2 separate regions of the Homo sapiens genome follow, and region 1 is linked to region 2. The links are chromatin contacts, found by POLR2A ChIA-PET in ENCODE. All regions are on one chromosome and are shown on one strand. Each heading gives the region's core, a stretch centred on a gene start or an enhancer-like site at or near the end of the contact. The rest is flanking DNA. Distances are from core to core; before and after follow the strand shown. Region 1 overlaps ADCY9 (adenylate cyclase 9). Region 2 overlaps SRL (sarcalumenin).

Region 1 (3,574 bases), core at 881-3,380, 98 kb before region 2:
ACAGGCATGAGCCACCACGCCCGGCCCATTTCTCCATATCTTTAATAACTGTCCCTCACACTTTTTTTTTTTTTTTTGAGACAGGGTCTCATTCTTGTCGCCCAGGCTGGAGTGCAATGGTGCAATCTTGGCTCACTGCAACCTCCGTCTCCCAGGTTCAAGCAATTCTCCTGCCTCAGCATCCCGAGTAGCTGGGATTACAGGTACCTGCCACCACACCTGGTTAATTTTTGTATTTTTAGTAAATATGGGGTTTCACCACGTTGGCCAGGCTGGTCTCAAACTCCTGACCTCAGGTGATCCGCCTACCTCGGCCTCCCAAAGTGTTGAGATTACAGGCATGAGCCACCATGCCTGGCCCCTCACTTTTTAGATTATTTCCAAAATCCTAGCAGTATGCTAAAAATTCCTGCAACCTTCTCCCAGTGACTGGCCACCCTAGATAAGATTTCTCACACTCGTACACCCCATCTGCTGTATCCCCTTCCTGCTTTATGTTTGTTCACAAAACACTTTTTCTATTTTACTTATTTATGGTTTGACTCCCCTGTTGTCCCCTCTATTAGATCTCCCCTATTTGAAGGCCTGGTTTTTGTTTCTTAGAGACAGGGTCTCACTCTGTCGCCCAGGCTGGAATGCAGTGGTGCAATCACGGCTCTCTGCAACCTCGACCTCGTGGGCTCCAGCGATCCTCCTATATTATTGACTTAAAAATTCTTGTCCCCTATTACAAGAGCAGGAATTGTTGTCTGTTTTGTTTACGGCTGTATTGCCAGAACCCAGAACCGTGCCTGGCACGGAGTAAATGATTTGCTGAATGAGTAAGCAAGCCAGGGGTTCCGGGCCTCTGTACTCTGCAAGTCCATCCTGCATTCTCCATTCATACCATAGCAACTTCAAAGGCCCCTCACCCATTCCTGACTCCACATTGTCGCCAAGTCACTTCCAGAAACTTAAAATGCCATTTCCCATTCACATGGTCAAGCCCTTCCCCTCCTGCCAGTCGTTTGTTTAAATCTGGCTTGCAGTCCCATCAAGCTGCTCTTCCTAATGCCACTCAGATCCCATCACCTCCATCACTGCTACTGTAACTTTGGATTGGGCCACCATCACCCCTACCTGGGATTTACTCGACACCTCATTAATCTCTTTCCAACCCACACTCACTAGCTCTGAAAGAGTGAACTTTCTAAAACTGCAAGTCAGATCACCTAAGCCCCCTGTTGAGTGGTTCCCTGACACCTATGGGGTCAAATGCAAACTCCTTCCCACGCTACCCATGGCCTTCCTTGTCCTGATGAACAACTAACAATCGTCCGCCCCCACAGAGAAGCACAGGGCCCAGCCATACCCACCTCTCCGCTCTGCCCTGGTGCTCTTCTGTCCACCTGGAGAGCCACAGCCTGATCTCAGGACCCAGCTCCAGCAGGAGCCCCCTCTAAAGCGCTCCCCACTCCCGAACATACTCCACAACATTTTTAACTGTGAGCTCACGGAGGTTGGGAACTATTAACGCAGGTCAGACGCGCCCCAAAGTGGGGCCGAGCCCAAGAGGGTTCTTGGCTTTGCCCAGGAAATAATTCAAGGGTGAGCCGGTGGCAGGAAAGAAAACACCTTTATTGAAGAGGCAGGCAGTGTTATACGGCTCCATGACTGCTCCTGCAGAGCTGGGCTTTCCCAAAGGCGGAAAGTAGCAGCTCAGGGCAGTTTTGCAATCATACTTATACCTACTTTTTTTTTTTTTTTTTTTTTTTTTTGAGACGCAGTCTCGCCTAGGCTGTCGCCCAGGCTGGAGTGCAGTGGACATGATCACAGCTCACTGCAACCTCCACCTCCTGGGTTCAAGCGATTCTTCTGCCTCAGCCTCCCGAGCACCTGGGATTACAGGCGCACACCACCACACCAGGCTAATTTTTGTATTTTTAGTAGAGACGGGGTTTCACTATATTGGCCACACTGGTCTCCAACTCATGACCACAGGTGATCCACCCGCCTTGGCCTCCCAAAGTGCTGGGATTACAGGCATGAGCCACTGCGCCCAGCCTTACCTTATACCTACTTTTAATTTCCTGTAGAGTAAAGGTAGGCTTAGGCAGACACTTCTAGGAAAAGGGTGGTGGCTTTTGGGTTGTCAGGTCACGGCCATGGAAAGAGGCAGTAACTCCGGGTGTGGCCATGGCGACAGTAAACTAACAAGGCACACTGGTGGGCGTGCCTTGCAGAACGCTGCTTCTGCCCCATCCCTGTATCAGCTAGTCCTCAATTCGGTCTGGCATCTGAACCCCGCCTCTGGAGTCGAGTCCCACCTCCTACCTCACGATCACGGATCCTGCTCCACGATCACGGATCCTGCTCCACATCCACAGTGCCAGGTGCACAGTCAGTGCCAGGGGCACGACACAGATTTCAGAGTGAAGGAATGTGCAGAAATCATGAAACTACCCTTCTGCAAAGCCTGTTCGGATAAATTTGAATGAGAGGAGCTTCCTTCTGTGCTCCCAGGCTAGTTCTAGAAGCCCCTTCTCATTCTATGGATGCCCATTCCTGCAGGGCCGCTACTGGCTGCTTTTTAACCCTGGGATCAGAAAAGGGGGTAAGAGGGAAAGGCTAATACACCCAGTATTGGGGTTTTTTTTGTTTTTGTTGTTGTTGTTTTTTAAGACAGAGTTGCTCTGTCGCCCAGGCTGGTGTGCAGTGGCGCAGCCTCGGCTCACTACAACCTTCTCTTCCCGGGTTCAAACAATTCTCCTGCCTCAGCCTCCCGTAATACCCAATATTGTATAGAGAAAACATCTGCCACCAGCCCAAAGGCAGAGGCTAAAATCGATCTTACATGTAGATAAGCTTAACTATGTGTGTGAAAGGGTCTTCTACAAACTGTGCTGTCATCTCAATTTAGCTTTGTAAGGACAGTTTCCAAAAGGGCCAGGAAGTTGTGTAGACATACTCTATTCCTGGAGTCCTATCCACAAAGGTTTGTAAAATGAGCTCAAGAAAACAAAATCGTGGTCTCAGAGAAAGAGCTAAAGGAAAGAATATCACTTTTAAAAAATCAGCAGCTAAGCTAAGCCTTCTATCTTCCCTACTCCCTACAGTACTAAAACTTTTATAAATATACAATGTACACAAATGTCAAGAAAAGTTAATTTACCAAATTTACACTATTTGAGGTTTAAAAAAAAAAAAACACAAACTCACTCTAGCATTTTTTTTTTTTGGCTCTGTGTCTGAGACCCCTGATCTACAAACTTAAAAATAAAACTACTCATAAATTCACAAAATAGGTATTCAATGACTTGGCAATTTCCAAACATATTTAATAATTACACCCTCTTCATTTTTGAAATTCGAGTAATACAGCATACAAAGTACAGCTTACAAAACGTTCTCATTGTCCTCTGGGCCAACATATTTAATTTAACGTACTGCCGCCCAGCTCCACCGTCCCACAGTCTCCAAGGACAGAGCTCACAACACCTGGGCCCTAAAAATGCCAAGGTGGCAAGCAGGGGGTTACACCCACAGCCCCGTCCACTGACACCTTCAGACTCAAGAGCGAGTGCCACCGCCCTAA
Region 2 (3,615 bases), core at 899-3,398:
CTCATGATCCTGACCCCTCAGTCCTGGTTCTGCAATGCTTCCTACAGCCTAGTCTTCAAGGGGAGACCCCAGTCCTAGCCCACTAAGGGAATCACCAGGGAAGTTCCCAACCCACCCCCATCCATTCCCTGCACGTCCCTCCACCCGCTGGCCCCGGGGCACCAATCATTCCATTAGCTCGCTGCTCCTTTAGGCTGAGGCACTGGCATGGGCTACGGCGCATCAGGGACCCTAAGGGGAGGTTCTGGGGCCCCTGACTCGGAAGTACCAGGGCCCCTCTGACCCCTCTCACTGGCCCCTCCAAGCTGGAGGCCAGTGGCCAATGCACAGCCTGAAGCCACCTCCCCGGGCCGGGACTGTGAAAAGGGCCTGCCACCCTCTGCCACCTTCTGTCCCTGCCTGTCCCCTACACACAAGACTTCCAGGGAGAATGCAGCTGCCCAAGGGACGGGGTTGCTGTTAGGGAATTAATTCCTACCCTGGGCAACAATGATGGGACTCTCCCTCCCCCTGATGTCCCTCCTCGGGCTCCTCTGCCTTCATATCCAGGGTCTCACTGCCCATGGACTCTGTATTCAATTCCTCCGGGCCAGGCTGGGCCCCTCTGTCCCTGTGACTTGTGGTTCCTGTGGCTTCCGGAAGCTCTGCACCTTCCTGGGGTTCCCTGGCTTCCTGGGGCTCCCTGGCTTCCTGGGGATCCCCACCTTCCTGGGGCTCCCCGCCTTCCTGTGGCGCTCCACCTTCCTGGGGCTCCTCGGCTTCCTGGGGATCCCCGCCTTCCTGGGACTCCTCGGCTTCCTGCAGATCCCCGCCTTCCTGGGGCTCCCTGGCTTCCTGGGGCTCCCCAGCCTCCTGGGGCTCCGTGGCCTCCTCGGAGGCGCCCTCTGCTTCTTCTGAGCTAGCCCCATCGCCGCTGTCCTCTTCGGACTCCTCTTCGGAGGGAACTCCTCCTTCTTCCTCGCTTCCACTTCCATCACCACTTTCCTCTTCAGAGGAGGCTTCATCTGCGTCCTCCTCAGTCATCTCTGGGGACTGGTTCTCCTCAGTGTCCCCTGCCTTAACGCTTTGGGCGCCCCCAGGCTCTGCACTGGCCTCTGCAGCTGGGCCGGGCTCCCCCTGGTCCTCGGTGCCCTCACTGGCTTGTGTGTCAATATCTGGCTCCGACTCTCCCCCAACAGCCGCGACGTCAGGGGCTCCCTCTGGCACTGCAGGCTCCTCGCCAGGCCCAGGGCTGCCCTCGGCCTCTGCGTTCAGTGGGCCGACCCCATCACCCTCTGAGTGAGGAGAGGCCCCCTCTGCCTTTGGCTCTGCTGTCCCTGCTACTGCTCCCTGCACCAGGCTGTCCCCTTGGACCTCCTGGACTTCCTCGGGGAGTTCATGGCCCCCAGCCTGTCCTCCTGCCTCTCCACTGGCAGTTCCCTCCGTGGGGAGCCCAAACCCAGTCTCCTCCTCTCCTTGTCCCTCTCCAGAACTGGGCTCCGGCCACTCCTCTTCCACAGGCCCCTTGGCCCCTCCTGGAGGGAGGGCGCTTGCCACTGGTGGGCCATTCTTTTCCTCCCCAGGCCCCGCAGCGTCCCTGTCGTCCCTTTCCCCAGGTGGAGGTGACTCTGTGGCTGAGGCATTGGAGAGGCTGGCTTCAGGATCGGGGCCCGCGCTGGCGGCAGACGCGGGGGTCTTCTTGGGGCTCTCGGCCTCCCTGCCATCTGGGTAGTGAAGGAGCAGTTTCTTGTCTTGAGGGGCTGTGTCTGCATAAAGCGCCCTTTCTTTCTCCTCTAGACTTGCGTCTCCAGCAGAGAAATGATTCTCCAACAAATTGCCAACATCTTCTGTGCCACCCGACGCGGAGACTTGCAGTTCTAAATGATTAGAACATGATTGGTCAGTTTCACAGGGTTGGCACCGGCTCTGTTTCTCAAGAGTCTATAATAACCTAGCTCCCGTCTTCTGGGATGTGGTGTTGGCCTGGTGTGCAGTGTTACGCCCACCAACCTGGGTCTTCAGGACTACCTCGTGCGTAGCGAGCAGAATAGGTGTTATTCTGCCTCCCTCCCAAGATGTAGAAGCTGTGGATCAGGGAGTTAAAGGACTGACCCGTTGTCCATCACTAACGAAGTGAGCAGCTGTGCTAACCCGAGAACCGCCCCCGCACCGCGACCCTGGCCCTGACCTTCAAGCTTCCGGGCTTGGTCCTGATGACTGTATATGGAGGGAAAGTTGGGCGAGCCCTTCCAGTCCCTCAACCTTGCTCACGGGCGTGTGCAGCTGGGCTCAACCTTGGAGATGCTTCCAAGAAGGGACAAATGCTTGTGCATCCCACCTCATGGCAGTTCCTACTGTCATTAACCAGCAGGCTTTTAATACTGCTCTCAGCGAAGGAGTGAAAACAGGTGTTTGCAGGCCGGATAATCTTAGGTTACACAGCACGGTGCTTAAGGGATTACTTGTGGCTCTCAACCTTATTAAGTCACACATCTAACCCTGTCCCAGTAAGGGCAGGCATTTGCTGGCCCCCCTACCTTAGATTAGAGGGTACATGGCCTGAGGAGGAGATATCTAAAACAGGCCGGGCCTGGCTTCCCAAAGGCTCTGGCCAACCCCTTCCAAGGGGATCCCCTTGTAAGGGACTGCAGCTTAACCCAGAGAGCAGAGGGCCCAGGAAGAGAGAAGAGTAGGGGCCTCATCTGTGCCAGAGACCTCTGTCAAGGATCAAGTTTAATATGTTTGGAAAATGGGGTCAGAAAAGGCTAAGTGTGGTGGCTCATGCCTGTAATCCCAGCACTTTGGGAGGTCGAGATAGGCAGATCACCTGAGGTTGGGAGTTTGAGACCAGCCTGGCCAACATGGTGAAACCCCATCTCTACTAAAAATATGAAAAATTAGCTGGGTGTGGTGACACACACCTGTAATCCCGGCTACTCAGGAGGCTGAGGCTGGAGAATGACTTGAACCGGGAGGTGGAGGTTGCAGTGAGCCGAGATCGCGCCACTGCACTCCAGGCTGGGCGACAGAGTGAGACTCCATCTCAAAAAAAAAAAGAAAAAAGAAAATGGGGCCCATTAGGCCCACCCCTCTGCCCCCTGCCCCCAGGCTAGGGTCTGTTTATGGGGGACATTGCAGGCTCATGGAGATGAGGGGACCACAGGTGTCCTGCCTTGGAGCAGCTGAGGCAGCCTCTGTTCTTCCTTGACTCTCAAGGCCCCTCTCCGAGGAAGAGTACCCCACCTATCTGCTGGATGCAGACAACCCCCCTCTCTCAGGCCACCACTTGCTACTCCCATCTCTCCCTCCCACAAAGAAAAGCCACTTCTTGGAGTACCCCTTCTCCCTCAGGGTACCCACCCTTGTTCCCCAAAAGCTGGGTGGCCTCCAGGGATCAGGAGCAAATATTTTCTCATTAGTTCCCATAGACAGCTAGCCTGTTGTCGAACTCAGAAAGATGTGAAGCTTGGTGCCTTTTATTATAGAGGAGCCCCGTGGATTGAAATATACAACTTTTCCCCCAGCACTTTCATATGCATGGCCATTTAACCTTCTTTACGACTGTCAGAGAGATTTCAGAGCTGAATAAGTGAAAGTCCAGAGATCTTTGCCCTGCCCTAGATACATCACCACTAG

Evidence for each region. ChIA-PET counts read pairs that join two places held with the same protein, here RNA polymerase II (POLR2A).
Region 1: POLR2A ChIA-PET joins it to region 2 with 26 read pairs in PC-9. The contact joins two enhancer-like sites. POLR2A ChIA-PET finds 5 or more read pairs at or near these places in 7 of 52 experiments (HEK293, MCF 10A, OCI-LY7 and 4 more).

The regions. Positions count from the first base shown.
Region 1 is chr16:4,108,646-4,112,219 of GRCh38, forward strand. All of the region lies in intron 2 of ADCY9 (adenylate cyclase 9), which reads right to left. Among named protein-coding and RNA genes, the nearest start is that of ADCY9, 6.0 kb to the right of the region's middle. RefSeq lists an enhancer at 1-296. Within about 2 kb of position 2,131, at least 6 of the 41 ENCODE cell types and tissues checked have a DNase peak (open chromatin) inside an H3K27ac peak, as active enhancers do.
Region 2 is chr16:4,206,249-4,209,863 of GRCh38, forward strand. The region is part of intron 1 of SRL (sarcalumenin); the gene reads right to left. Among named protein-coding and RNA genes, the nearest start is that of SRL, 34 kb to the right of the region's middle. Within about 2 kb of position 2,149, at least 6 of the 41 ENCODE cell types and tissues checked have a DNase peak (open chromatin) inside an H3K27ac peak, as active enhancers do.